3 separate regions of the Homo sapiens genome follow, and all the other regions are linked to region 2. Evidence: chromatin loops called from intact Hi-C (ENCODE). Cell type or tissue: PC-9. All regions are shown on one strand. Each heading gives the region's core, and the rest is flanking DNA. Links, peaks and the distances in the headings are about the cores only.

Region 1 (10,317 bases), core at 2,198-7,197, 220 kb before region 2:
CTGACCTCAGGTGATCCGCCTGCCTCTGCCTCCCAAAATGCTGGGATTACAGGCATGAGCCACCTCGCCTGGCCTTACCCCTCCTCCTTTATTACCCAGGGGTCCCCAGCCCCTCCTCCCTCAGACCCAGGAGTCCAGGGCCCTGTCCCCTCCTCCTCCAGGACCCTGGGGCCAAGGTCCACCCGAGAGGTACCTCCTGGGCAGAGTCCTCCATCACAGACAGTGTCCCTTTGTTGGGGGAGACCTCAGTGGCCTCTGGCTTTGCTGTGAAAAAGACGTTCACGTCAGGAGCCCCTGCCCTGCGCCCCTCCCTGCCTGCCTCCCTTCGGGGGATGCCCGAGGACACTTACCAAACACGTTGAGCCGCGCAGTGGCCTCAGCAGTGCCTGCCGCCCCTGCCCTCACCACGCACACGTAGTCTCGCTCGTCGCCCACCTGGGCCTCAGCCAGCACCAGGCGCCCCTGGGAGTCCAGCTGGTATGGGGGACTGCGGCCCCGGGTGTCGTGCATTGTGACCTGGAGCTCAGAGCCCTGCATCTCAGCCGAGGCTAGGCGGGGGCGAGCTCCCGAGCGGTCGGTCTGTGGGCGCGGGGCAGGCTCTCAGCTCCGGGTGTCCCAGCGCTCCTCAGTCTCTCTCTCTCTGGGTCCTTTCTCTCTGCAGCTCCTGGCTCTGCCTCTTTTCCTCTTGTTATGGGTCTCCCTGGTCCCTCTGTCCCTCCCCACCTTCTCCTGCCCCCATTCCCTATCAGTTCTTGATTTTTCCTGTCTCCTTTTCTCCATCTCATTCCGGTCCCATCCCTTCTCCTCTTGGTCTCTCCCTCTCCCGATTGTCTCTCATTTTCTTTCCTCTTTTTTTTTGAGATAGAGTCTTGCTCTGTCGCCTGGCTGGAGAGCATTGGCTCGATCTCGGCTCACTGCAACCTCTACCTCCCAGGTTCAAGCGATTCTCCTGCCTCAGCCTCCTGAGTAGCTGGGATTACAGGCACATGCCATCACGCCCAGCTAATTTTTGTATTTTTAGTAGAGACGGGGTTTCACCATGTTGGTCAGGACAGTCTTGATCTCTTGACCTCGTGATCCACCCGCCTCGGCCTCCCAAAGTGCTGGGATTACAGGCGTGAGCCACCGTGCCTGGCTTCTGCTTTCTTGATGTCTGTCTCTGTTCTCTCTCTCAAGAGCCCGCAGTCCAGAGCAGGTCAATGTCATTCTAGACTTGGCTGTGCCTAGACACGGGGCACCTTGCAGATCCCTTCCCCTCAGTGGGACTCAGTGACCCCATCTGTAACAAGGAGTGTGGCTTGGTGGATCTCTACAGGCCTTAGGCACTGATGAGAGAATGAACCTTTGCTGCCCTGCTGTGCCCTGACTCCAGGCCCCCCAGCCCCAAGCACTCACAAGGAACCATTCCAGCATATAATGGTCGTGGGTTCCCGTAGGGGTGCAGTCCAGAATGACAGACTTTCCTCGCATCACCTCCACCAGCGGGGGTACAGACAAGCGCACCTCCGCCTGGGCATCTGCAAGAGAGCAACTGAGCTATCATCCACCACACCAACAGGAAGAGCCCTCCAGACAGGGTCCCCTCTCCCCCAGGACACAAGCGTCCAGGTCCCAGCCCCTCCTCCCTCAGACCCAGGAGTCCAGGTGCCAGCCCCTCCTCCCTCAGACCCAGGAATCTGGGCCCCTGTCCCCTCCTCCCTCAGACTCAGGAGTCTAGGCCCCAGCCCCTCCTCCCTCAGACCCAGGAGTCTAGGCCCCAGCCCCTCCTCCCTCAGACCCAGGAGTCCAGGCCCCAGCCCCTCCTCCCTCAGACCCAGGAGTCTAGGCCCCAGCCCCTCCTCCCTGAGATCCTTTCGCCCTCCATCCCTTCTCCCTGCATCTCTGGGTCTCAAATCCATCTCTCCCTGCACTTGCAGAGCTCAGGGCTCCTCCTCTGGGCTGCACAGGGCCCTGTGGCCTCCGCTGAACACTCCTGGGGTAATACTGCACCAGCCTTTGCTTATCCCAACAGAGCACACGCCACCCCCCAGGGCAGGGCCAGGCCTGGCTCAGCCATTTGCCTCCAGCACCCTGGGCAGGGCCACCTCTGTGATGATGGATAAATGTTTCTCTCCATCCTGGTCTCCACCTTTGCGTGTGTCTCTCCTCTTGGGTCTCCATCTCTGTCCCTGTCTCTGCCTCTCTCTGCACCTGCACCACTCAGTCCCTGGGTCTCTTCCGCTCTCCCATGAGTGAGGGGCTGGGGTGTGGGCTGCGGCTGGGCCCGGAGCTTAGGCGGGATGGATGTGTGGGGGCGGTGAGGGGGGACAGGGCTGGGCAGGTTTCAGGAATGTGGGAGGGACAGGCTGGCTGAGACCTGCCCGGCCTGGAGCCAGAGCCCCCAGCCGCCTCTTGGCCCCCCTCAGTTTGATACAACAGCAAACGGGATAAGTCGAGTCATCTTGCAAAAGGATAAGGTTGAGGCCCAGGATCTTGGGAAGCTGGGCACCTGGACTCCTGGGATCAGAGGGAAGAGGAGGCTGGGGCCTGGTGGAGTAGTTATTGTAGAAAAACCACCACCCTCCCTCACCCTCTGGGCTGGCATCCTGGCATCAGCTCTCAGTGCTTCTTAGAAACTCCCTTCCCTTCTCTGCTCAATCTGGCCCAGCCCTACCCCTGGGGACCCACTGTTGACCATGAGTGTGCCAGGGGCCTGGATTCCCAAGCGCTCACCTCTGGCCCCAGCCTGTCCCCAGGGAGGGGTGACGGGGTCCAGGCTGGTGCCTAAGGCTGGGTCTGATCTGCAGACAAGTGGAGGCAGAGAGTTCCTCTCTCTTCCCCAATCTCTCTCATCTCTCTGTCCCTCTGTCCCCAGCACCCCCACCCCCACCCCCCAGCCCCCGGCCTCCTCTCCTTCTATCCTCATGCAGGTGTGTAAATGTAGCTGAGGCCCCAGGAAGGGGGCCTGTCACTTGGAAACACTTTGTTCCACTGTCACTGCCCGGGGCTGGTGCTCCAGCCCTTTCCTGAGGGAGGCGGGTTCTTTATACTGGACTCTGGAAACTCCTAAATACATGTGGATCGCTGGTGTGGGGACACATGGTCCTCGCTTCTCTAAGGGGTCCCTGGACCTCTCAAAACTTGAGGACCTTTGAGGGAGAGAGCCCTGGGGTTTTGATCCTCTGTGCCCTGGGGGAAGCTATTCTAGCCACTGGAGGCCTGGACTCCTGGGTCTGAGGAAAGAGGGGCTGGGGGCCCAGATTCCAGGGTCTGAGGGAGGAGGCAGGTGGGACCCAGATTCCAGGGTGCTGAGTGGGAAGGGGGCTGACTTCTCTGGTTGTCTCTGATCCACCGCCTGGGTATCCCCAGCTCTCCTGCCTGGCTGTCCCCAGATCTCTCTCACTGGAAGGCGTACCTTCCAACACTCCCATATCCCTCCTCCTTGGGGTCCCCACATTTTGCTTCCTGGGGTCAGGGTAAAGCCCTTTCTCCTCGCTTTCCCGGGGTCCCCAGGGGCCTCTCCCCAGTCCCACCTTGCCCTCAGCCCGAGCCATACCTGGGTGCGCCGCCAGCAGGACTGCGAGCAACAGCAGCCGCGGGGCCCCGCGCGCCTGGGCCGGTGCGTCCGGGGGCTCCATGTTCACGGCGGCGGCGGAGACTGAGCCCGGGCTGCAGCTCGGCCGCTGCGGGGCTGGGAGCCAGAGGCCCCGCCCCCGGCAGCCCCGCCCCGCCCCGCCCTCCAGGCCCCCCTCGTCCCCCGATGCCCGGGCGCGGGGCCAGGACCTCCCACTGCCCGGAGCGGACCTCCCAGTGCACGGGGCCAGGCTCGGGGCTCGTCCGCCCCCAAGCCTAGAGCTGTCCGGGCTTACTGACCAGCGCCTGCAGCGGGGGGCCTGATCGACCAGCGTAGCCAGTGACCCGAGCTGGGATCTCACCAGGCAATCGCGGACCTTCTCCTCGTTATTCTGACCAGGGGCCTTGGGGACTCGTCCCCACTGTGACCAGCAGCCTGGGCTGGCATCGTCGATTTTAACCAGAGGACCCCACTGCAACCTGTGGCCTGCGATGGCCTCTCCCAGTGTAACTAATGGCCCCAAGCGTGCCGTCCGAGTGGCCTGCACTGGCCTCTCCCAGTCCAACCAGTGACCCCCGCAGCCTGACCAGTGGCCCCCAGCAGCTGCTCCCAGTATGCCCGGAGATGTTTTCCCCTGTGGTCAGTGCTCTGGGCTGCTTTCCTCGTCTGACCAGTAGCCTGGAATCAACCGGTTTAATCTCTTATTTTCAATGGTCTTCAAATCCAGGTCCTCCTAGGCCGCTTCGATGATGGGGCTGGGGGTGGGGTACGGGGTGCCCTCTCTGCTTGCTCACCCATGGAAGGCCCTCCCACTCTTCCCCCTATCCAGGGAATCCCAGGAATGCCACCCTCCCTTCCTCCTTCCCGCTCTCTCCTTCATTCCCTCCCAACCTTGTGGGGAAGGGAGGAGTCAGACTGGCCAGAGCAGGTGAGGAGGGCAGGGGAAGAGGCCAGGGCACCTGCGGGAAGGGGGAGGAGTCCAGCCACTGCTAGGAAGCGTGGGTCACAGGTCCGACTGCCCAAGGCCCCTACAGGCCAGGTCAGACTGGGACAAAATCCCCCACTAGATGTCACTAGTTGCCCAGGACAGTGGTCAGAACGTGGGAGGGTGGGGGGTCGCTGGCCACACTGGGAGAGGTTACCCAAGCTTCTGATCAGCCTGGGGGTTGAGGTAGCCCTGGAGCTGGGCTTTGCCTGCTCAGACATACAGAGAAGGCTTGGATTACAGGTCAGCCTGGGAGTTATTAGACTGGTCAAGGTTACTTTATCCATTGGTCATACAGGAGACCAACGTTTTTTTTGTTTGTTTGTTTTGTTTTTGACAGGGTCTCGCTCTGTTGCCCAGCCGGGAATGCAGTGGGCGCAATCATAGCTCATTCAAACCTCAACCGCCTGGGCTCAAGCAATCCTTCCACTTCAGCCTCCCAAGTAGCTGGGACTATAGGCTTGTGTTACCATGTCCAGCTAATTTTTGTATTTTTTTGGTAATAGAAACAGGGTATTACTATGTTGCCCAGGCTGGTCTCCAACTCTTGGGCTCAAGTGATCCTCCTGCCTTCCAAAGTGCTGGGATTACAGGCATGAGCCACTGCATCCATCCTACAGAGCAACTGTTACATTGGGAAAGACCTTTTAGGATTAACTGTACCATCCCCTCCTCCAGGAAGTCCCCTCTGCCTTCCCTGGCTGGGTCAGGTTCCCCCTCTGGGCTCCCCCACCTGAGCCCGGCACACTCTGGGGGTCCCTGGCTGGGGATAGGTCTGTCTCCCTCAGTGGACTGTGAGCCTGTGAGGGCAGGGCCAGGGATGTCTTGATCACTGTGGTGAGCTAAGGGCTCCTCCCCTGGGCACCCCGCCCAGCACAAGACCAGACACAGTGCAGGTGCTCAGGGAAGGTTTGTTTGCAAGGCACACAAACTCACGTGCAGATTCCATCCAGACTGGAGCATCCCAGGATATACAATACAAACTCACTCATGGGGAATGCGGCGGCACTCCAAGACAGTCCCAGGTGCTGTCAAGCTCACACACTGTGAGCACCGACACCCATACCCTAGCTCTTCTGTCCCCAGCCTGTGCACCTTCTGTTTGGGCTGGACCCTGGTACATGCCCTCTCAGCAGCCATCGCCCACTTCCACCTCCCTCAAGAACCCAGCCAGCTGAGGCTGGGCGCTGTGGCTCATGCCTGTAATCCCAGCACTTTAGGAGGCCGAGGTGGGTGGATCACCTGAGGTCAGGAGTTCGAGACCAGCCTGACCAACATGGTGAAACCGCATCTCTACTAAAAATACAAAATTAGCTGGGCGTGGTGGCACATGCCTGTAATCTCAGCTACTCAGGAGGCTAAGGCAGGAGAATCGCTTGAATCTGGGAGGTGGAGGTTGCACTGAGCTGAGATCGTGCCACTGCACGATGTTGCCTGGGCAACAAGAGTGAAATTCTGTCTCAAAAAAAAAAAAAAAAAAAAGAAGAACCTAGCCATCTGAGGTTCTGGGTGAGGGAGGAGAACTCTATGGCATGTGTATGAAGGAGAAAAGTCAGAAACACCAAAACAGCAGCCGTGGACCCTTGCAGACTTGCAGAAACTAGTCTTGTAACATCATCTGCCTTTGTCCCCTGTAATTTATTCTCACAAAACAGCCTGAAGGATTCCTTTTACATGTGAATCAACTCATGTCACTCTTCTGCCCCAGGGTCCTCCCATGACTTCTGTCTCACTTAGGGTAAAAGCTGAGGTCCAGGTCAGCCGCAGGGACTCACGTCTGTAATCCCAGCAATTTAGGAGCCTGAGGCGGGAGGACTGCTTGAGCCCGGGAGTTTGAGACCAGCCTGGGCAACATAGCGAAACCCCGTCTCTACAAAAAAATATAAAAATGGCCAGTCATGGTGGCCCATGCCTGCAATCCCAGCACTTTGGGAGGCCGAGGTGGGTGGATCACCCGAGGTCAGGAGTTTGAGACCAGCCTGGCCAAAATGGTGAAACCCCCTCTCTACTTAAAATAAAAAAATTAGCCAGGGGTTGTGGCAGGTGCCTGTAATCCCAGCTACTCGGGAGGCTGAGGCAGGAGAATTGCTTGAACCTAGGAGGTGGAGGTTGCAGTGAGCTGAGATCATGCCATTGCACCCCAGCCTGGGTGACAGAGCGAGACTCAGTATCAAAAAAAAAAAAAAAAAAAAAAAAAGTTCTAATTCCATCCATGCGGCCGCAGGTGTATATCCTCACATATTTTAACTAACAAGGCTTATCTTTTCTGAAACTCTGGGCTCAAGCGATCCTCCTACCTCAGCCTCCCAAAGTGCTGGGATTATAGGTGTGGGCCACCACGGTTGGCCAGACTTACCTTTTCATTGTTTTTGAGACAGAGTTTCACTCTTGTTGCCCAGGCTGGAATGCAATGGCGTGATCTTGGCTCACTGCAACCTCCGCCTCCCAGGTTCAAGCAATTCTCCTGCCTCAGCCTCCCAAGTAGCTGGGATTACAGGCATGCGCCACCATGCCCGGCTAATTTTGTGTTTTTAGTAGAGACAGGGTTTCACCATGTTGGCCAGGCTGGTTTCGAACCCCTAACCTCAGGTGATCCACCAGCCTCAGCCTCCCAAAATGTTGGGATTACAGGCGGAAGCCACAGTGCCTGGCTGACTTATCTTTTCTTGACCTTTTTTCCCATTATTTTTCACACAGTGTGTGACGATTAACTTTACAACTAGCTCACAGCTTGTGGAATATGGGGAGAATGACATATTTGGAGGGGAATGGTTCTTCCCTGATTCCAGTCTCAGATCTGGAAAATGGAACTATTGAAATTTTTTGTATTGGGTGGCAGTGTGAATGCATTTTTTGATTGTACAATGAGAGACGGTTGTGCGGGGAAAGTTTCGATAAGAACTTCTGCAAAGGGCCTATTGATATTGAACATTCAAAGCCAGCTGTGGTGGCTCATACCTACAATCCCAGCACTTTGGGAGGCTGAGGCAGGTGGATCGCTTGAGCCCAGGAATTTGGGACCAGCCTGGGCAACATGGCAAAACCCTGTATCTACAAAAAATACATATTAACCGGGGGTGGTGGTGGTTTGTGCTCGTAGTCCCAGCTACTCAGGAGGCTGAGGTGGGAGGATCGCTTGAACTGGGGAGATCAAGGCTGCAATGAGCCAAGATCGTGCTACTACACTCCAGCCTGGGTGAAAGAGTGAGACCTTGTCTAAAAAACAAAACACAACAAAAAAAACCAAAGGAGCGGGCTATAGTACATATTTTGCGGGAAGGATTACCTAGCATCTGCAGCTCCTTCCCACATTTAAGGAAATTCCTACTGTCTGAAAGCCTCTGTTGCCCACTCTTGAAGCCAACAAGAATGGATGTTTGCTTTCCTGCATCTGTTGGAGCTAAGGTGACTTAAGCTTGGCAAATCCTTCCACACTTTTGAATATCAGGAATTGGCCACCTCTTCCAGCCATGCATGGCAGCTGGGACAGATTCTGTTTTCCAAAGACGGCTACAACAATCTCTTTCTTTTTTCTTTTTGAGACAGGGTCTTGCTCTGTCACCCAGGTTGGAGTGCAATGGCATGATCATGGCTCACTGCAGCCTCGTCCTCCAGGGCTCAAGTGATCCTCTCACCTCAGCCTCCTGGGTAGCTGTGAGTACAGGTGTGCACCACCACTCCTAGTTAATTTTTTTTTTTTTGTAGGAATGGGGTTTTGCCATGTTGTGACAGTGTCTTTCATCCCATGTGTGTTTCCACAATGAGAGCTTGATACTCTTTCCATCAAGAGCTGGGGTCTATGGCACCCTCCTCTCAAATCTGTGCAGTTTGGTGACTTGCATACAACCAACAGAATTCAGCTGAAGTGAAGTTGCGGAACTCCCAAAATGAGCTAGAAAAGGCCATGCAGCTTCTGCCTGGGTCTTCAGCGGCCATATAAAGTTTGACTACCTTGAGGCAGCCATGCTGTGGGGAAGCCCAAGCTGGCCAGTGCAGAGACTATATGGTGGGGGAGGCCCTGAGACCACAGAGAGATGCCCACTTGTCCAGCACCCCCAGCCGCCCTGTGGCAAGCATCACTGATTGCACTGTTTGTTTGCATCCTGAGCCAAAACAAACCAGCCACGCCTTTCTTCAAATCCCAGCCCACAGCAACCATGAGACTTAATGCAATGATTGCTGTCATTTGCGGCTAAGTTGTGAAGTGATTTATTACCAGCAACAGCTAATGAGAAGAGCAGCCATATCCTATTTCTGGGGCAGCAGAGGCAGCGAGACAACTACAGTGTCTAGTGGCCATCGCCAGCATGGCCTCATCAGACCGGTTCCGTGGTGTCACTGTGGCTGGGTTACCATTGCTGGCCAGTTGCCAGGATTCTTCCTGCTCACTTTCCAATCCTGATTCCCCAGTTCACTCCTGGGATTCTGTGAGTGACCCCAAATCCTCTCAATAAATTCCCTTTCTGCCCCTGAGGTAGCATCTGTTGCTTGGAACTAAATCTGTGAAAATTCTCTTTCTTTCTTTTCTTTCTTTCTTTCTTCCTTCCTTTCTTTTCTTTCTCTCCTTCCTTCCTTCCCTCCTTCCTTTTCCTCTCTCTCCCTCCCTTCCTTCCTTTTTTTTTTTTTTTTTTCAGAGTTTCGCTCTTGTTGCCCAGGCTGGAGTGCAATGGCACAATCTCGGCTCACTGCAACCTCCATCTCCTGGGTTGAAGTGATTCTCTTGCCTCAGTCTCCCGAGTAGCTGGGATTACAGGTGCCCGCCACCATGCCTGGCTAATTTTTGTATTTTTAGTACAGACGGGGTTTCACCATGTTGGGGTGAAAGTATAGACGGGGTTTCACTCCTGACCTCAGATGATCCACCTGCCTCGGCCTCCCAAAGTGCTGGGATTACAGCTGTGAGCCACTGCGCCCGGCCCTGATACATTCTTTCAAGCCTCCTGTCCATTGGAATACTTTTTCATCATTTAAAAAATTTTCTTTTCTTTTTTGAGACAGGGTCTTGCCATGTTGCCCAGGCTGGAGTGCAGTGGTGCAATCTCGGCTCACTGAAGCCTTGACCTCCCAGGCTCAAGCCATCCTCCCACCTCAGCCTCCTGAGTAGCTAGGACTTACAGGCATGTGCCACCATGCCTGGCTAATTTTTCCAAAATTTTTTGTGGAGATGGAGTTTCATCACGTTGCTCAGGCTGTTCTCAAACTTCTGAGCTCAAGCATCCCGCCTGCCTCAGTCTCCCAAAGTGCTGGGATTACAGGCATGAGCCACCACGTCTGGCCTCATCATCTTTTAAGTATCAGCTCAGACATCGCCTCCTCCTGGAAGCACTCCCTGACCTCCCAGGCTGAGTCAGGTGCCCACTCTGGGTTCCTGTAGCCCCCTGGGATTCCCTACCCCAGCCATGCCCACTCTGGGTCATCACTGTCTAGGGACAGGTCTCTTTCCTCTAGTGGAAGGTGAGCCCTAGTGGGGCAGTGATCACTGCTTCCTGGTCAGCATTGCTCAGCCCAGCGCTGGGCACAGGGCAAGGTCTCCGGGAATGGGGCAATTTAAACAAGGTGGAGGGAGGCTTGGGCCACTCCAAGATGAATCATGAGGTGGTATCTCTTCTTCCTCAGCAAGATTTAGACTGGAAGTTAGCAGTTACTCTGGGAGAAAGATGTCAGAGAGGAATGAAGGACAGAGAGAGGGATGAGCACAGACCGTGGCAAGGCAAGGTGGATAACCATCAGGGAAATGTGTGGTCCTTTTGACCAGGGACTTAACCTGGATATCTGGGTC
Region 2 (10,317 bases), core at 2,069-7,068:
CACACAAAGAGTGAGGTTACTGCATAATTTGTGGTAGTGGGTGACTGCGTTTACACTTTCCCCTGGGGGGAAAGAAAAGAGTGAGGTTGACAGCAGAAGTTTAATAGGCAAAAGAGAGAGAATAGCTGTCTGTTACAGAGAGGGGGTCCCAGAAAAATAGGTTGCTGGTCCATGGTGAAATGCAGGGGTTTTTATAGATGAGCTGGTGGGGAGGCAGTACCTGCTCTACATAGGGTGTAAGAAACTGGTTAGGACCAGGTGTTCCATTTGCACAGGGCATGAATTTCTGGCAGCCCCCACCCCAGTCTTATTATGCAGGTGGGTTTTCAGCCTGAGCTGCACAATGTTATCCATTTCTTTCTTACTGTATACTTGCTAACAAAAAAGGGAAGATTGAGCTTTCATGGTGGACATGCCTGCCCCGCAGGTAGCCCTTTTCTTTCTTTTTTAGAATCTATTTTTATTTTTATTTTACTTTAAGTTCTGGGATACATGTGCACATCAGGCCTCTGAGCCCAAGCCTGCATGTATACATCCAGATGGCCTAAGGCAACTGAAGAACCACAAAATAAGTGAAAATGGCCGGTTCCTGCCTTAACTGATGACATTACCTTGTGATATTCCTTCTCCTGGACAATTAGTCTCTGGAGCTCCCCACCGAGCACCTTGTGACCCCCACCCCTGCCCGCAAGAGAACAATCCCCTTTAACTATAATTTTCCACTATGTACCCAAATCCTATAAACATGCCCCACCCCTATCTCCCTTTACTGACTCCTTTTTTGGATTCAGTCTGCCTGCACCCAGCTGATTAAAAAGCTTTATTGCTCACACAAAGCCTGTTTGGTGGTCACTTCACATGGACGTGCATGACAGTGCAGAACATGCAGGTTTGTTACATAGGTATACATGTGCCATGGTGATTTGCTGTACCTATCAACCCGTCATCTAGGTTTTAAGCCCCGCATACATTAGGTATTTGTCCTAATGCTCTCCCCGCCATCCCCCCACCTCCTGACAGGTCCGAGTATGTGATGTTCCCCTCCCAGGTAGCCCTTTTCTATTGGTGCAGCTGCTGGCTCTCCCCCATGCAAGCTTCTAGCTTCCTTATTTATGTTTGCAGCCCGATTTTTCAGGCTGCTCTTTGTTAGGAAAAATGATTTCTTGGGCTACTTTTTGTTAGAAGGGAAGTTCTGCTGAGAGCTCTTTTGCCCTCACTATCTGCCTAAATAATTTCTGTCTCCTGTGTTAGTTGCTCTGGTCTGAACACCTCTGGCAATTCTGTAACATAGAGTCATCTTTCCAGGAGACTCTCTCCCTTGCTGGCTTTGAGGAAACAAGTGGTCATGTTGGGAGGCCCATGTGGGCAAAATCCAGCAAGAAATGGAGATCCTCAGTCCTACAACCAGTTAGCAATTGAATGCTGCCAATGTAGCAGAACAAGCTACAGACAAAACCCCTCAGACACTGACTTAAAGAAGGAAGGGCTTTATTCAGCCAGTAGCTTTGGCAAGACTCACGTCTCCAAAAACTGAGCTCCCCTAATGAGCAATTCCTGTCCCTTTTAAGGGCTTACAACTCCAAGGAGGTCCGTGTGAGAGAGTTGTGATCGATTGAGTAAGCAGGGGGTATGTGACTGGGGGCTGCATGTACCGGTAATCAGAACAGAACAGAACAGGACAGGGATTTTCACAATGCTTTTCCATACAATGTCTGGAATCTGTAGATAACATAACTGGTTAGGTCAGGGGTCGATCTTTAACTACCAGGCCCAGGGTGTGGTGCCGGGCTGTCTGCCTGTGGATTTCATTTCTGCCTTTTAGTTTTTACTTCTTCTTTCTTTGGAGGGAGAAATTGGACATAAGACAATATGAAGGGTGGTCTACTCCCTTACCAACGCCCTGGTTTCCAAGCAGATCCTTCCCGAGTTGAGCCTCAGATGAGACAGCAACTCTGGCTGACATTTGGTTGCAGCTGCAAACCAAAAAGTATCTAAGACAGGTCTCAATCAATTTAGAATTTTATTTTGCCATGGTTAAGGATCATGATCCATGACACAGCCTCAGGAAGTCTTGAGAACACGTGCCCAGGTGGTTGGGTTATAGCTTAGTTTTATACATTTTAGGGAGACAGAAATTATAGGCAAAGACATAAATTGATACATGTAAGGTATACATTGGTTTAGCTCAGAAAGGCAGGACATCTTGAAGCCGCAGAGGGGGCTTCCAGGTCCCAGGTGGATTTAAAGATTTTCTAATTGTTGCTTATAACATAATATCTGAAACTGTGTAATTTATAAAGAAAAGGAACTTATTTCTTACAGTCATGGAAGCTGAGAAGTCCAAGGTTAAGGGGCCACATCTCGTGAGAGCCTTCTTGCTGGTGTGGACTCTCTGCAGTCTATAGAGTGCAGGGCATCACATGACAAGGGGCCATGCTAGCTCAGGTCTCTCTTCCTCTTCTTATAGGCTACTAATGCCACTCTCATAATAACCTATTAATTCATTAACCCATTAACCCATGAATGGATTAATCCATTCATCAGAGCAGAACCTGCATGACCCAATCGCCCCCTAAAGGTCCCACCTTTCTATACTGCCACATTGCCTATTAAGTTTCAACATGAATTTTGAAGGAGACAAGCATTTAAACCGTAACAACGTGGTTTCCATATTTGATATGAGAATGATTATTAAAGTTCAGGTCCTCTGTCCTGTTCTCTGTGTCCTCATCTAAAATTTGACACATTGGCCAGGCGTGGTGGCTCATGCCTGTAATCCCAGCACTTTGGGAGGCTGAGGTGGGTGGATCATTTGAGGTCAGGAGTTTGAGACGAGCCTGGCCAACATGGTAAAACCCTGTCTCTACTGAAAATACAAAAAAAATGACCTGGGCATGGTGGTGTGTGCCTGTAATCTCAGCTACTCAGGAGGGTGAGGCATGAGAATTGCTTGAACCCAGGAGGCAGAAGTTGCAGTGAGCTGAGATTGCACCACTGCACTCCAGCCTGGGTGACAGAGTGAGACCCTGCTCCAAAAAATAAATAAAATAAAATAAAATAAAATTTGACACATCACATTAAGTTAATGACAGAGACAAATTTTCTTTTTCCTTTTCCACCAAAGGAAAGCCATATGGAGTCAATTTTAGAAAATACAAACTGAAATATTAGCTATTAGTACTTTTTTTGGTAAAAGTATTGGTGGTGTGTGGGAACATATTATTGATGAGATGTTAGATGCTTGTTTTCTGGGCTCGCATGATAACCTGTGATGAGGACTCTGTGTTTTTGTCCCCAAGATCTGCTCTCTGATATTCAACCTTCTCCATCCTCCTCTGTGTCCCAGAAGGCCACCTGCATTAGTTATTTATTGATGTATGACTAATTACTCCAAAATGTAGTGGCTTAAGACAATAAAACATTTGTTATCTCATAGTCTCTTTGAGTCAAGAATCTGGGCTCAGCTTAGCCAGGTCTTTTCCCTCTGATGCGATCAAGCTACTGGACGGGGGCTGCAGTGTCATTCAAAAGCTCAACTTGGGATGAGGGTATGGGGTGATTGTTCTGCTCCCAAGCTCACTCAGATGGTGTTTGCTACTGGCAGGTAGCTTTCCCCTCAGAAAGTGATTCAAGACAGAGTGAGAGAGAAGTTGAAAATAGAAGCAACAGCCATTTTGTAACCCAATCTGAGAAGTGACAGCCATCACTTTCTGCTGTACTTCATTCATTAGAAATGAGTCACTAGGTACAGCCCACACTCAGGGGGAAGGAATTAGATGAGGGCATGAATATAAAGAAACAGGGATCATTGGTTCTTGCAACTTCTCTCTAGTAAAGGAATTGCAGTAGACTTGCATCATACACACATTTAATTTATGAAATTTTAACTATAGAAACAGGTGGAAATACAGCTCTAATTTGAGGCAGCAGCTCCATCTATGGCTCAATGGTGAAGCTGTATTTTGCAGATTTGTCCTGTTGGGTACTGAGCATCTCTGTACACACTGTAAGTATGCATACAGCTACTGCTGTACAACATTTTATGTATAAAACCACATTCACTGCATGCATAGGGGATTTAAGACATATTCAAGGTGAAACCGAGCTAACCTCAATGTTCACCTTCACTCCTAAACCTAAAGAATGCTTTCACTTGATTCAGAATTCTGGGTTGACAGTTGTTTTCCTTTCAGCACTTAAAAAATGTGCCACCAAGATACAGGTCATAAAGACTTTGCTGATGAAACAGGATGTGGTAAAGAAGCCAGCCAAACCCACCAAAACCAAGATGGCGACAAAAGTGACCTCTGGTCATGCTCATTGCTCCTTATGTGCTAATTATAATACATTAGCATGCTAAAAGATATGCCCACAAGCACCATGACAGTTTAGAAATGCCATGGCAACATCTAGCACTTACCTTATATGGTCTAAAAAGGGGAGGAACCCTCAGTTCCAGGAATTGCCCACCCCTTTCCAGGAAAATTCATGAATAATCCACCCTTTGTTTGGCATATAATCAAGAAGTAACTGTAAGTGTACTCAGTTGAGCAGCCCATGCCATTGCTCTGCCTATAGAGTAGCCATTCTTTTATTCCTTTTCTCTCTTTCTTTCTCTTTCTTCTTTCTCTTTCTTTCTTTTCTTTCTTTCTTTCTCTCTCTCCTTCCTTCCCTCCTTCCTTCCTTCCTTTCTTTCTTTCTCTCTCTCTCTCTTCCTCTTTCTTCTTTCTCTTTCTTTTCTTTCTTTCTCTCTCTCTCCTTCCTTCCCTCCTTCCTTCCTTCCTTCCTTCCTTCCTTTCTTTCTTTCTTTCTTTCTTTCTTTCTTTCTTTCTTTCTTTCTTTCTTTCTCTTTCTCTCTCTTTCTTCGTTTCTCTCTTTCTTTCTTTCTTTTCTTTTTTCCTTTCTTCCTCTCTTTCTTTCTTCTTTCTTTTTTGAGACAGTCTTGCTCTGTGGCCCAGGCTGGAGTACAGTGGCAAATCTTGACTCGCTGCAACCTCTGCCTCCTGATTCTCATGCCTTAGCCTCCCAAGTGTCTGGGATTACAGGCATGCACCACCATGCTCAGCTAATTTTTGTATTTTTTGTAGAGACAAGGTTTCCCCATGTTACCCAGGCTGCTCTCAAACTCCTGGCCTCAAGCCTTGGCCTCCCAAAGTGCTGGGATTACAAGCGTGAGCCACTGCCTTGGCCTCCCAAAGTGCTGGGATTACAGGCATGAGCCACTGCACCTGGCCTATTCCTTTTCTTTCTTAATAAATTTGCTTTCACTTAAAAAAAAAGTGCCACTTTCTTCTGGCCACTATGGTTCCTGATGAGAAATCTGCCATCATCTGAATTGTTGTTTTGGTATAAGTGATGTGTTTAGTTTTCTCTGGATGCTTTCGAGATTTTTCTTTGTGTTTGATTTTCCACAGTTGGATGATGATATGTCTGGGTGTAAATTTCCTTGGAAAGGATCCCTGACATTGTGTGAAGCATTGTGCATACATCTGCATATTCTGAGGAAGGGCCTGAAGCTTCAGTCCAGGATCACACAACTTTCAATGCATTTTCAAAGGAGTCCAGGACTCCGTGATCATTAGCAACCAGTGGTTTCTATGAAGTTATTGGAGGTGGCTGGAAGGCTTGGGGAGCTTGAGGATAACTGGCAAGATATGATCAACTAGCGCATCTGAAAGGGGTTTAAACTTCCCTGAAATTATTTGGCCACTTGTGTGGTTCAGTCTATTTGACTGGAATTTCCCTGGGTGAGGGGAGCTGAGGAGTTAAAGGTTGTAGGGACTGTGGAGGACCTTGGTGACTCCAAGGAGGCTTTTAGGATCCTTATTCTCTTAATACTCTATATCTGCCCTTCACTCATATAAATACCCATGGGAAGTGAAAACATGTGCTGGCCATACAGACACAGTTTCTGGAGAAGTCCAGGCTTCTCTTCCAGCCCTGTTGCTGCCCCAGAGATTCTGATGCCCCCACAGGGAGGGTCCAGGGAGGAGATTCTCCCCCATCATGGGAGAGGGGTGCGGCCATGTGGGGTTCCCAGGAGCCCAGCTTGAGTGCCAATACCCATCAAGAGGCTGGGCTCCATCATTCAAGAACTCCGTGGGTTGGAAGACAATGCTCAGACTTGATATAAGGAGATGCAAAATATGGACCAGAGGCAGCCCAGCCAGGGGCTCCTCAGCTAGAATGGAGTTGGTCTGGTCTCCCTTGCACATTGGGGTTTTATGGCAAAAAGACTGGGCATGTCCAACTGGCTTGTCTGCTATAAAAATCCAGAATGAGATTACAGGTTTAAATCACAGCATGTTTTTCCAACCAGTCTGGTTCTTAGTCACCCACCATCCCCGACTGGGCTGAGGAAAAGATGAGGTAGGAGATAGGTTGGCAGGACTTATTTCTCAGTCCTGAAGGGACAGAATGAAAAAACTGGCAGGAACCAGCAGATGGCAACAAAAGCAATCCTTAGCTGCCCTCATTGTGCATTAGCACAAGACATTCTCACCAGAGCCATGACAGTTTACAAATGTGTGGAAATCACCCGGAATTTACCACCATTTTCCTAGAAAATTCTAAATGACCCACCTCTCGATTTGCATTGACCTACCCCTTAATTTGCATGTAAGTGAAAGTTGGTATAAGTGGGTATAAATACAGTTGGCAACAGTCCCTACCTTGCCTGCTCTGAGCACATTACCTATGAGATAGCCCTGCTCTGCAAGGAGCAGTACTGTGCAATAAAAGATTGCTGTCTAACGCCACCAGCTCACCCTTGAATTCTTTCCTGGGCAAAGGCAAGAACCCTCCTGGACTAAGCCCCAATTTTGAGACTTGCCGGTTCTCCAGCAGAGAGGGTGCCCCTCTAATGAGGATGCATGTGTGGCTTTGCTGAGTGGTAAGTGCACTGCCCTCATCCTCAGGAGACTTGTTGAAGGTGGAGAGGCCCTTCTGTGTGACCCTCAGGGCTTCTCCCAGTTGGACCATCCTGAAGGGTCCATGTGGACTTGAGTTCAGTCTGTTCAAATTGACACCAGAATCATATTTGGTCTGCACCCAGCCAGACCTTTCTAGGTGGGAAAAAGTATAAGAAGTGAAAGCTGTCAACAGCCTGGCTTCCAGAAATGAAAGCCTCCAAATTGGTTCAAAGAGCAAATTGGAAATGCTTCAAAGTACAAGCTCTGGGTTTGAATTCTGGCTCAGCTATTTTCTAGCAGAGTGACATTTGGCAAATTACTATACCTCGCTGAGCATCTGTTTCTTCTTTTGTAAAACAGAGATTACGATATAGGTTTTTCATGGGTTATGTTACTTCACTTTATTTTATTTTTTTTGAGACAGAGTCTTGCTCTGTCACCCAGGCTGGAGTGCACTGGTGTGATCTTGGCTCACTGCAACCTCCGCCTCCTGGGTTCAAGCGATTCTCCTGCCTCAGCCTCCAGAGTAGCTGGGATTACAGGTGCCTGCCACCACACCTGGCTAATTTTTTGTATTTTTAGTAGAGATGGGGTTTTGCCATGTTGGCCAGGCTGGTCTTGAACTCCCGACCTCAGGTGATCCACCCACCTCAGCCTCCCAAAGTGCTAGGATTACAGCCATGAGCCACCGCACCTGGCCTATCATGGGTTATCATGGGTTATGTTATTAAAGGAGATCATGTATGTGGCATGCCTAGCAAAGTGCCTGGTACAGAGTAACCACTCACAGGTTAGCTGGTATTCTCATTTATAATTGCTGGTCTTGCAGCTTTTCAGTCCATGTCTACAAACAAGGTAAAATGCATCACGGCAGTCCAGGCCTTTCTGCTGGCTCTTTCCCCTGCACTAGCCCTGGAGATGCCTCAGAAGCTGGAAGCAGGACTAATGAGGCAACAGAAGGTGGTTGGGTTCTGGATGAGGGTGAAGTCGTGGGTGGGAGCATTCCCATTGTAGAAAGACTGGTGCCACGGGTGGGGAGAGATTTGGGGTCTGCCCTTCTTTTCCATTAGCATTACCTGACCAACCCCTACACTCCCCACCACCACAGGGAGCCTAAAAAACAGCAGTCAGCCTGGGCGCTGTGGCTCATGCCTGTAATCCCAGCACTTTGGGAGGCCAAGGTGGGCAGATCATGAGGTCAGGAGTTTGGGATCAGCCTGGCCAGCATGGTGAAACCCCATCTCTACTAAAAATACAAAAATTAGCTGGGTATGGTGGCAGGCGCCTGTAGTCCCAGCTACTCGGGAGGCTGAGGTAGGAGAACTGCTTGACCCCAGGAGGCAGAGGTTGCAGTGAGCCAAGATCGAGCCATTGCACTCCAGCCTGGGCAACAGAGCAAGACTCCGCCTCAAAAAACAAAAACAAAAACAAAAACAAAAACAAAACAAAAAAAACGGCAGCCAAAGCTAGGACAGGCAGTATAGCATTGAGAGTTGCTTCTGCCCTGTTGGAGGGTGAAGGGGTGTGATTAACACAGGTGCAGGGTCCTGTCCTGTCCCTAACTTTGCCTTTTAGACTCTTTCCTGTCACTTGCTGAGAGCTAGGGTGTTACAACAGAGGGATACACACACACGGGAATAAGAGAGTGCAGAGGCAGAAGTGTGGACTGGGACGCCCAAAGCTCCGCACTGTGGCTCCTTGTCCCCCAAGCTCAGCAGGGGTACAAGCCAGTGCCAGTGAATGGCCACCAAATACTTGAACAGTGTTTATAACAGTTCTCTTTCCTGTTGCTGGATATAATTAATATTTCACTTTTTTTTTGCTCCATGTACATATAAACATTCGTATCCCAAGGTGGTTTTAAAATACATTTCCATCGCTAGTGAAGCTGCCTATCTCTTCTTAAGTTTGATAGTCATTTGAAGATGATGTCCTCTGTGAGTTGCCTATTCATGTACTTTGCCAATTAAAAAATTGTGTTGAATCCCAGCACTTTGGGATGCTAAGGCAGGAGAATTGCTTGAGCCTAGGAGTTTGAGACCAACCTGGACAACATAGTGAGACCTCATTTCTACAAAAAGTTTTAAAAATTAGCCCAGCATGGTGGCACAGGCCTGTAGTCCCAGCTACCTGGGAGGCTGTAGCTGGAGGATCACTTGAGCCCAGGAGATCTAGGCTGTGGTGAGACATGATCATGCCATTGCACTCCAGCCTGGGTGACAAAGCAAGACCCTATATCTAAAAGAAAAAATGCATTGTCTCTTTTTTTCCTGTTGCTTTTCAGGAACTCTGTGTATATTAGGGATTTTGAGCACTTGCCAGTTGGGTTATCCTTGTCAACGCTGTTGTCCTGGGACACCAATGGGGCCGTTGCCATGAGTGACCAACAGGGGGCAGAGCTGCCCTCGGCCAAGCGGGGACGACGTCTCAGCTCAGAGTTGGGAAGAATATTCAAGGCATCTGCTTGTGCCTGGGCTTGCTCTGGGTCCTTATATCCTTCCTATATCATCTTCTTTTCTTCTTTCTTCTTTCTTCCTCCTCCTCCTCCTCCTTCTTCTTCTTTTTTCTTCTTCTTTTCCGTCCTCCTCCTCCTCTTCCTCGTCTTCTTCTTCCTCTTCCTCTTCTTCTTCCCCTTCCCCTTCCGCTCCTTCTCCTTCTTCCTCCTCCTCCTCCCCTTCCCCTTACTCTTCTTCTTCCCCTTCCCCTCCTTCTCCTTCTTCCTCGTCCTCCTCTTCCCCTTCCCCTCCTTCTCCTTCTTCCTCCTCCTCCTCTTCCCCTTCCCTTTCCCCTTCTCCTTCTCCTTCTCCTCCTTCTCCTTCTCCTTCTCCTCCTTCTCCTTCTCCTCCTTCTCCTTCTCCTCCTTCTCCTTCTTCTTTTTGAGATGGAGCTTTGCTCTTGTCACTCAGGCTGGAGTGCAGTGGTGCAATCTTGGCTCATTGCAACCTCCACTTCAAGCAATTCTCCTGCCTCAGCCTCCCAAGTAGCTGGGATTACAGGCATGCCAATACTAATTTTTGTATTTTTAGTAGAGACAGGATTTCACCATATTGGCCAGGCTGGGTCTCAAACTCCTGACCTCAGGTGATCCACCCACCTCAGCCTCCCATAGTGCTGGGATTACAGACATGAGCCACCCCGCCTGGCCCTTTGATTCTTATCTTTGAGATTTCTTCGTTAACTAAGGGAGGGGCATCAGTGGGGATGGCTATTACACTTTCTGTGGGTCTCATCAGTAAAATCCCTAAATCCAGGAGCAGTGTAATGCAGTGGTTAAGAATGCAGGCTTTGGCATTAGATGTGGGTCCAAATACCAACTCCTCCCCTTATAGGGTGTGTGGCTGGGGGGCTTTTTGAGCCTCTCTGTTCTAGCCTGATGGCCATGGGGATGGAAACTTGCACTTAATTT
Region 3 (10,095 bases), core at 2,020-7,019, 130 kb before region 2:
CACCACGCCTGGCTAATTTTTGTATTTTAATAGAGACAGGGTTTCACCATGTTGGCCAGGCTGGTCTTGAACTCCTGACCTCAGATGATCCGCCCGCCTCGGCCTCCCAGAGTGCTGGGAATACAGGCATGAGCCACTGCGCCTTGCTGGAGCCCCTAGGTTTCCTCTCAACCCTAGGCTTTTGCACATACTCTTCCCTCTCCCTGCACTATTTACACCTAGTAACTCCCACTCATCCTCTAGGTATCAGATGAGCTGTCCCTTCCTCCAGGAAGCCCTCCTTGACCCCAGGCTGGGTCAGGCATGCGCTCTGAGCTCCTGCAGCCTCCTGGGCTCCTCCATCCCAGGCTGTGAACACTGCTGGGCTATTATTACCTGGGGACAAGTCTGCCTTCCCACTGGATCTGGGAGGGCAGGCTGGGTTCTGTTCACCCTCTCTGCCTTCTCCTCTGAGCTAACAACATCTGCTAGGACCTGGGTTCAAATCCAGATGCCCCTATCTTTGGAGCTCCTTAGGTGAGTGTGGGCCTCTCTTGGAGCCCCTGTTTTCTCGTGTGAAATGTGGGGAGAATGAGAAGCGTGCATGGAAAACCTCCCAGGGCTGTGGTGGGTGCAGTGAAGAGACGAGATCCTGAAGTCCCGAGCTGACCATGAGCCGGGTGACTACGGGTGACCCACTTCCCCTTTTGGGGTTCATCTGGCTGGATGAACGGTAGCAGCAGCCCCTTCCTGCCGGGACATTCTGGGAGGCCCGCTCGGGGCTTCCCGAGGTGGGAGGGTCAGGGACAGGCTGAGGGAAGAGGTGTCTGTTGGGTTAGGGGAAAACCAGTCTTCCCCATCATGAAACGGATGATGGGGGGGAAACAAACAAAGCTGGCTCCACCACGGCGTGAGGGGAAGTTGGGGGAGAGGATGAGGGGGCCCCATGAGGTGGGTGAAAACCACAGTCCACAACTTGTCGCCAACTTCCCGCCTGGAGCCTGTGTGCCTCGGGTGAGGCTCCCTCCTCATTGGCCTCAAACAAGACCTATCTTCATTCCAATCTCCAACCCAGCCCTGCCTGCAGCCTTCTGGCCTCAGAAATGGCAGCTTCATCCTTGCAGTGGCTCAGGCTCAAAGCTTGGAGACCCCTGACTCTTCTTGTCCCTCGCTTTACAATTCTGCCCCCAACAGTCTCTTTCCACCTCATGGCCAGAGGGATCCTGTTAGAACCTGAATCAGGGCCGGGCATGATGGCTCACACCTGCAATCCTAGCACTTTGGGAGGCTGAGGCAGGTGGATCACCTGAGGTCAGGAGTTCAAGACCAGCCTGGCCAACATGGCAAAACCCCGTCTCTACTAAAAATACAAAAATTAGCTTGGCGTGGTAGTGCATGCCTGTAATCCCAGCTACTCAGGAGGCTGAGGTAGGAGAATCACTTGAACCCCGGAGGCAGAGGTTACAGTGAGCTGAGTGGGCACCATTGCACTTCAGCCTGGGAGACAAGAGTGAAACTCTGTCTCAAAAAACAAAACAAAACAAAACAACAACAAAATTAGCTGGGTGAGTTGGCACATGCCTATAATCCCAGCTACTGGGAAGGCTGAGGCAGGAGAATCACTTGAACCCAGGAGGCGGGGGTTGTAGTGAGCCGAGATTGCGCCACTGCACTGCAGCCTGGGCGACAGAGCAAGTCTCCATCTAAAAAAAAAAAAGAAACTGAATCAGAACCCATCCAGCCTCTGTGGCTCCTACTTCACTTGGGGTGATGGCCAAAATCCTCGCCATGGCCCTCAAAAGCTGAATCCCTGCTCCTTTTTTTTTTTCTTTCTTTTTTTTTTTTTTTGAGAGGGAACCTCTCTCTGTTGCTCAGGCTGGAGCGCAATGGCGCCATCTCAGCTCACCACAACCTCTGCCTCCTGGGTTCAAGTGATTCTCCTGCCTCAGGCTCCTGAGTAGCTGGGATTACAGGCTTGCACCACAATGCCTGGCTAATTTTTGTATTTTTACAAAAATAGAGTTGAAGTTTCACCATGTTGGCCAGGCTGGTTTCGAATTCCTGACCTCAAGTGATCCGCCCACATCGGCCTCCCGAAGTGCTAAGATTACAGGCGTGAGCCATCACAACTGGCCATTTTTTGTCTTTTTGATGACAGCCATCCTAACTCAGGTGAAATAATACCTCATTGTTGTTTTGATTTGCATTTCCCCAATGAGTATGATGTTGAGTATTTTTTCATATACTTGTTGGCCATTGTATGTCTTCTTTTGAGAAATGTCTGTTAAGATAATTTGCCTGTTTAAAAAATTATATTGTTGGCCAGCCATGGTGGCTTACACCTATAATCCTGGCACTTTAGGAAGCAGAGGTAGGAGGGTTGCTTGAAGCCAGGAGTTCGAGACCAGCCTGAGCAATACAGCGAGACCCTGTCTGCACAAAAAGTTAAAAACAGCCAGGTGTGGTGGTGCACAGTGGTGGTCCCAGCTACTCACTTGGGAGGCTGATGTGGGAGGATTGCTTGAACCCAGGAATTGGAGGCTGCAGTGAGCTATAGTTGCGCCACTGCACTCAGCCTGGATGACAGAGCAAGATGTCATCAAAAAGACAAAAAATGGCCAGTCGTGATGGCTCACACCTATAATCCCAGCACTTCGGGAGGCCGATGCGGGTCGATCACTTGAGGTCAGGAATTTGAAACCAGCCTGGCCAACACGGTGAAACCCCGACTCTACTAAAAATACAAAAATTAGCTGGGCGTGGTGGTACAAGCCTGTAGTTCCAACTACTCAGGAGGCTGAGGCAGGAGAATCACTTGAACCTGGGAGGCAGAGGTTGGAGTGAGCTGAGATCATGCCACTGCACTCTAGCCTGGGTGACAGATTGAGATTACATCTCCAAAAAAAAAAAGTCAGATTTTTTTTTTTGTGTTGAAATGTTTGATATATTGTATATTCTAGATAGAGTTCAAGACCAGCCTGGCCAACATGGTGAAACCCCATCTCTACACAAATACAAACATTAGTTGGGCCTGGTGGCAGGTACTGTAATCCCAGCTACTCGGGATGCTGAGGCTGGAGAATCACTTGGACATGGGAGGTGGAGGTTGCAGTGAGCCAAGATTGCACTACTGCACTCTAGTAGCCTGGACGAGAGGGCAAGACTCCATCTCAGGGAAAAAAAAAAAAAAAAAAAAAAATATATATATATATATATATATATATATACACATATATATATATGTATGTATATATATGTATGTTTGTGTGTATATATATATGTATGTGTATATATATGTGTGTGTGTGTGTGTGTGTATATATATATATATATATATATATATATATATATATATATATATATAAAATTAGCAGGTCATGGTGGTGAGCACTTGTAGTCCCAGCTACTTAGGAGAGTGAGGCAGGAGGATTGCTTGAGCCCAGGAGTTCGAGGCCACAGTGAGCTGTGATTGTGCGGTTGCACTCCAGCCTGGGCAACAGAGCAAGACTGTCTCAAAAAAGAAAACAAAAAAGAAATATAAAATGTAAAGTTGGGTTAGTTGTGTAAGTGATAAATGCTGTGAAGAATAAAGCCAGACAACTTTGGGTGTACAGGGGACCCCTCTGAGGAGGTGACATCTGAGCAGAGACCTGACTGGAGTGATGCAGGTGTCTGAGGGAAGGAAATTCCTGGCAGCGGGAACAGCCAGTGCAAAGGCCCCGAGGAAGGAGTTGCTTGATTTGTTCAAACAATAGCCAGGAGGCCAGGTGGCTGCAGTGAGTGAAGGAGAGGAGATGATGAAGGGAATGACGGGCGGGCAGGCCTGCAGACCATTGTAAGGACCCTGGAGTCCGATCCGAAGGGGAGATGCTCCAGGAAATGTGGCTTTACCTCTGGGCGCCTCAGTATCCTCTTCTGAGAAACATGCAACATGACACCTGCGTCTGAAGGTCTCTGTGAGGACTCAGGGAGCTCCTGCCTCCACAGGCAGGAGGCAGCCGCACAGGTGAGGCCCTTTGGCTGCACTGGTCCTGTGCAACCTTGCAGATTTGGGGTGCCCTCTCTGGACTCTGCATTCTCCACACTGTGTGTCAGGATGGGCTGAAGCTGATGGGGCTCATTCCTTGGTTCCCAAAGTCTGGCCTTGGCACCCCCTCCTCCATGCTCCTCTTCTGTCTCCTTCCTCTTTCTTCTCCTCTTCCTCCCCATCCCTCCTCCTCCTCCACCTCCTCCACCTCCTTCTTCTCCCTTTTTGCCCTGTTCCCCTTTTCTCCCTCCTCCACCCTCCTCCTACTCCCTTCTCTTTCCTCCTTTTTTTTTTTTCTCTCTCTCCCACCTCCCCCTTCCCTCCTCCCTGCTCTCCATCCTGAATCAACATTCCAGTCCATGGAAAAAAACAGGGCAGGCTTCCTTCCTCTCCCTGGCAGGGCTCCAGAGAGGGACTGGGCCATTGTGTATTCTGGCCTCAAGGTCACCCCGACTCCCTGCCCTCCCCAGTGTGGTTATTTGAGAAAAGGCAGCTTGGGTGAGGGGGAAGGGATTGGGGCTGAGAGGGGTATAGTCTGCCTCCCCACCCACGGCTGGTGGAACCTGAGGGCCCCCGGCGCCACCAGAGCTTCGTGGCTTAATGGGGGAGGCGAGGAGCCACTGCGGACCTGCTCGGGACAGTGAAGGGCGCCAGTCTCAGCCCTCATCTGAAACCTGCTCCGTGACCCTGGACTAGTTCCTGCTCCTCTCTGGACCAAATCCTGGCCCTGCTCCTTTCTGGCTGAGTAACTTTGGGCAAGTCACCTCCTCTTCTTTGTGGTGTCTCACTTTCCTTTTTTTTTTTTTTTTGTCAAACAGTCTCTGCATCTGAGTCCCCCAATTTCCCAGCTAACAAAAATTCCCTAGACCCTTTGTTAAAAATTCTGCTTTCCGGGCGTGGTGGCAGGCGCCTATAATCTCAGCTACTCGGGAGGCTGAGGCACAAGAATAGCTTGAACCCGGGAGGCAGAAGTTGAAGTGAGCTGAGATCATGCCACTGCACTCCAGCCTGGATGACAGAGCAAGACTCTGTCTCAAAAAAAAAAAAAAAAGAAAAAAAAAAGAAAGAAAATTCTTTCAAGTCCCCACCCTGGAGAGACAGGTTTTCTGGGCCCAGGCAGAAGCCTGGGATATATAACTTATTTTATTTTATTTTAATTTTTGAGACAGGGTCTTGTTCTGTCTCATAGGCTGGAGTGCAATGGCACCATCACAGCTCACTACAGCCTCAAAATCCTAGGCGCAAGCAATGCTCCCATCTCAGCCTCCCAGGTAGCTGGGATGACAGACAAGTACTGCCATGCCCAAATAATTCTGTTTTTTTTTTTTGTTTTTTGTTTTTTTTTGTAGAGATAGGGTCTTGCAATGTTGCCCAGGCTGTTCTTGAACTCCTGGCCTCAAGTAATCCTCCTGCCTCAGCTTCCCAAAGTGATGGGATAACAGGCGTTAGCCAGTGCTCTTCGCAGGGATGTTTACGTTAATAAACAGGAGATTTGGGAAATGTATTAATAGTTCCATTTCAAAGGGAAGCTTTGAGGAGCAAGTCAGAGAACCTGTGCTGAGAGCACCTACCCTGGAACCTGCGATGATGAGCATCGTGTTTCTAAAAGCTCATACACATTTATTATTATTGCTTTTATTACTTTTTTTTTTTTTTGAGACAGAGTCTCACTCTGTCTCCAGGCTGGAGTGCAGTGGCACGATCTAGGCTCACTGCAAACTCCGCCTCCTGGGTTCGAGCGAATTCTTCTGCCTCAGCCTCCCAAGTAGCTGGGACTACAGGTATGTGCCACCACGGCCAACTAATTTTTGTATTTTTTAGTAGAGACAGGGTTTCACCATGTTGGCCAGGATTGTTTTAATCTCTTGATCTTGTGATCTGCCTATTACTTTTTTTTTTTTTTGAGATGGAGTCCACTTTGTTGCCCAGGCCGGAGTGCAGTGGTGCAATCTCCGCTCACAGAAACCTCTGCCTCCTGGGTTCAAGTGATTCTCATGCCTCAGCCTCCCAAGTAGCTGGGATTACAGGCGCACATGATGACATCTGGCAATTATTTGTATTTTTAGTAGAGACGGGGTTTCACCATGTTGGCTAGGCTGGTCTCGAACTCCTGACCTTAGGTGATCTGCCTGCCTCAGCCTCCCAAAGTGCTGGGATTACAGGCATGAGGCACCGCGCCCGGCCTATTATTACTTTTTGTCAGCAAATCTCAGTGATTACAATGTAAAGAACATCATATATTACATAAAGCGAAGCAAACCTGCTTAGTAGGATTAAGTTCGCCAGGACAAATGTTATCTTTGAAGCAGGGTGTGGTGGCTCACACCTGTAATCCCAGCACTTTAGGAGGCTGAAGTGAAAGGATTGCTTGAGCCCAGGAGTTTGAGACCAGCCTGGACAACAGAACAAGACCCTGACTCCACAAAAAATGCAACAATTGGCCGGCGTGGTGGCTCATGCCTGTAGTCCCAGCTGCTTGGGAGACTGCAGTGAGCCATGATTGCATCACTGTATTCCAGTCTGGATAATGCTGAGACCCGGTCTGGAAAAAAAAAAAAAAAAAAAAAAAAATGGCCGGGCGCGGTGGCTCATGCCTGTAATCCCAGCACTTTGGGAGGCTGAGGCGGGCGGATCACCTGAGGTCAGGATCACCTGAGACCAACCTGACCAAAATGGAGAAACCCCGTCTCTACTAAAAATGCTAAAAAAAAAAAAAAATTAACCGGGTGTGGTGGCTCATGTCTGTAATCCCAGCTACTGGGGAGGCTGAGGCAGGAGAATCGCTTGAACCCAGGAAGCAGAGGTTGTGGTGAGCCGAGATCATGCATTGCACTCCAGCCTGGGCAACAGGAGCAAAACTCCGTCTCAAAAAAAAAAAAAAAAGAAAAAGAAAAATGTTATCTTTGCTTTTTCTATCTGCCTGTTGTTAAAATCTAACACCTTAGTCTGGGTCATAGGCATTTATTGAGCATCCATGTTTCAGGCTCATTACTTGTATTAACTAATGTGATCTTTTCAACAATCCTAGGAGGCAGGGGCAGTATTATCATCTCCATTTTACGAGGAGGAAAAGCAAGCAATGTACCCAAGTTCCCACAGCTAAAAAGAATTCTGTCTGTCCTCAGAGCTGTGCCCTGAAACCCTCTGCCCTGCTGAAGAATGGAGAGGACTCCCCCACCAGCACCTCCACCTAGGACACATGGGAACTGTGGGACTTGGAGCAAAGTTTTCAAGTCTCTGTGCCTTAGTTTCCTCACCTGTAAGTTGGGGGAATGATAGTAACTGCTCTTAAGAGCTGCTGTAGGAATTGAGATCTTGCATGAAAAAGGATAAAACCAATTGATATGGTTTAGTTCTTAGTCCCCACCCAAATCTCATGTCCAGTTATGATCCTCAGTGTAGGAGGAGGGACCTCGTGGGAGGTGATTGGATCGTGGGGGCAGTTTCTAATGTTTTAGCACCATCCTCCTAGTGCTGCTTGTTTAAAAGTGTGTAGCACCCCACCTTCCTCTCCTGCCGGCCATGTGAAGACGTGCTTGCTTCCCTTTCACCATCTGCCATGATTGTAAGTTTCCTGAGGTCTCCCCAGAAGCAGAAGCCTGTATAGCCCACAGAATCATGAGCTGATTAAACCTCTTTTCTTTATAAATTACCCAGTCTCAGGTATGTCTTTATAGCAATGTGAGAATGGACTAATACACTGATGCTCGAGATATAGGAGTGATTATTATTTTGTGGTTATTGTTATTATTCTTTCCTACACTCTTAATGAAGGGGATTGCACTACTTGAGATAATTCAGTAAAAGAGCACAGAGATGCCCAGAGGGACGGAGGACCTGGTCTTGGGGACATTTGAGCCTCCACCACACCCTGAGGCTATGGGATTTTGCTTGACCTAGAAACCTGAGCTGCTTCTCCTTCCCTCCTTCTGCCCCTCCTGCTGGCCTCATTCTGCATCAACTGCACACAATCACAGCTCAGAGCAGCAGCTCCCATCTTTCTCAAACCCCTGCTATGGGGGCTGTGACTCTTACTCCTTGGGCTCAGGTGAGGAAGGCCATTTTGCCTAGCTGAGGAGGTAGAAGTTCCAAAGCTTGGAGTGGCCAAGCCTGCCAGCTGCCCACCCGGGACCCATTCTCTCTGCCTTTCTTAATACAAGAACCTTGATGTTAATTGGGGCAGCAGCATACCCAAGGCAATGACTGCAATTCCCTGCCTCCCTTGCAGCTAGGGTGGCCATGGTACTATGAGCTGGCCAATCAGATCTAAGCAGGGGTTGTTGGATGGGCCTTAGGTAAAGTTCCCTTAAAAGGGGCACAGTCCATAAACTGGCTAGGGGGAGTTTTTTTTTGTTTGTTTCCCTTTGTTCCCTTCTTTCTGCTTCTTGCCTGGAACATGGATGAGGCAGCTGTGACTCCAGCAGCCATCTTGGGCCATGAGGTGATGGAGAGGATGGAAACCCCAAGGTAAGGATAATGGAACAGAAGAATAGAAGGAGCTGTGTCCCTGATGACACTACAGGGCCTCCATTCTAGCTCTGAACAATCTGCTTCTGGAGATTTTTTACGTTTGAGAAATGAGAAAAATAATCTTCTAGCCATATAAGCTACTCCCTGTGTATCTATTCTGCCTAATTGTTTATGCTAGTTCCAATATTTCTTACTAGCCACTGAAGATAATTTCTTTTGTTTTGTTTTTTGAGACTGAGTTTCACTCTTGTTACCCAGGCTGGAGTGCAATGGTATGATCTCAGCTTACTGCAACCCCTGCCCCATGGGTTCAAGCAATTCTCCTGCCTCAGCCTCCCAAGTAGCAGGGATTACAGGTGCCCTTTTATCTTATATATTAATCTCCTTGGCTTTTTATTATTTGTGTTCCTTATTTATACTTCTGTTTTTTTTTTCTTGATCACACCATGCCCGGCTAATTTTTGTGTATTTTTAGTAGAGATGGGGCTTCACCATATTGGCCAGGCTGGTCTCGAACTCCTGACCTCAGATGATCAGCCCACCTCGGCCTCCCAAAGTGCTGGGATTACAGGTGTGAGCCACAGTGCCCAGCCTAGCCACTGAAGAGAATTTCTTTCTTTCTTTTTTTTTTTTTTTTTTTCGAGACAGAGTCTCGCTGTGTCACCCAGGCTGGAGTGCAGTGGCGTGATCTCGGCTCACTGCAAGCTCTGCCTCCCAGGTTCACGCCATTCTCCTGCCTCAGCCTCCCGAGTAGCTGGGACTACAGGCACCTGCCACCACGCCCAGCTAATTTTTTTTTCTTTTTTTGAGACAGGGTCTTGCTGTGTCGCCCAGGCTGGAGTGCAGTGGCATGATCTCGGCTCACTGCAAACTCCGCCTCCCAGGTTTGCACCATACTCCTGCCTCAGCCTCCCCAGTAGCTGGGACTACAGGTGCCTGCCACTGCACCTGGCTAATTTTTTCTATTTTTAGTAGAGACGGGGTTTCACCATGTTAGCCAGGATGGTCTTGAACTTCTGACCTCGTGATCCACCCGCCTCGGCCTCCCAAAGTGCTGGGATTACAGGCATAAGCAACCTCGCCCGGCCAAGAATTTCTAACTGTTATATCTAGACTCTAGCCACATCTATGTCAAGTTTTTATGTGAACTTGGGTGGATGGGGGTGGGGTGAAGGTGGTAATATGGATGCTATTTCTTCTTTCTGGGCTGGATAGTGTTGGGGTTAGTAGTATGGGCTCAAGTCCATCCTCACGTCCCAGCTAGAAGCCCCACAATGGAGACCACTAATTTAGATAATAGCTTTCAAACTCCATAGAGCTCCCTCAGTGTCCCCTCCGGTGAGGTGGAGTCAGTGGGTGGAACTTTAGGCTCTCTCCTTCCTCATGGGCTTGAATTGGTCACATGGCTGCTTGCAGCTGCAAGGCAGTTTGGGAAAGTGAGTACCTGACATTTTCAGCTTCTAGAGAGGGAGGCAGTGCGTGTGTCATGGAAGCAGGGAGGGCAGTGGGCTGGGGAGCAACCAACAGATCCCTCTTCAGTCAATGTATATTTATTGAGCAACCTTTGCTTCAACCAGACCAGTTTCTCTTTTCTCTCTCTCTCTCTTTTTTTAGAGACAA

Evidence for each region. A loop is a pair of places that touch in the nucleus more often than their neighbours do. Peaks named below come from ENCODE experiments on the same cell type or tissue, not always from the same donor. Only the 100,000 strongest peaks of a DNase experiment are listed, where the experiment ranks them.
Region 1: it touches region 2 in a loop (12-fold over the local background); 3 of 110 quality-filtered maps call a loop at or near these places.
Region 3: a loop joins it to region 2, with 7 times the contacts of the local background. A loop is called at or near these places in 5 of 110 quality-filtered maps.

Annotation. Positions count from the first base shown.
Region 1 is chr19:44,802,425-44,812,741 of GRCh38, reverse strand. It overlaps BCAM (basal cell adhesion molecule (Lutheran blood group)), which reads right to left and starts at 3,639. Exons shown (of 15, transcript NM_005581.5): 1 at 3,536-3,639; 2 at 1,396-1,517; 3 at 351-579; 4 at 194-264. The coding sequence starts at 3,617. RefSeq lists an enhancer at 1-465. In PC-9, for the core only: CTCF peaks have their summits at 4,472 and 4,671; DNase peaks (open chromatin) are centred at 3,831, 4,501 and 5,461; H3K4me3 peaks cover 1,456 bases; H3K27ac peaks cover 2,756 bases.
Region 2 is chr19:44,582,051-44,592,367 of GRCh38, reverse strand. No RefSeq gene overlaps it. Among named protein-coding and RNA genes, the nearest start is that of IGSF23, 26 kb to the left of the region's middle. RefSeq lists an enhancer at 2,418-2,917. In PC-9, for the core only: a CTCF peak has its summit at 3,966; DNase peaks (open chromatin) are centred at 3,427, 3,787, 4,287, 6,407 and 1 weaker place; H3K4me3 peaks cover 2,445 bases; H3K27ac peaks cover 5,000 bases.
Region 3 is chr19:44,713,119-44,723,213 of GRCh38, reverse strand. All of the region lies in intron 1 of CEACAM16-AS1 (CEACAM16, CEACAM19 and PVR antisense RNA 1), which reads left to right. Among named protein-coding and RNA genes, the nearest start is that of CEACAM16-AS1, 7.0 kb to the left of the region's middle. RefSeq lists enhancers at 393-452, 523-632, 763-912. In PC-9, for the core only: no CTCF peak of the experiment used is centred there; DNase peaks (open chromatin) are centred at 4,383 and 4,733; H3K4me3 peaks cover 613 bases; H3K27ac peaks cover 2,192 bases.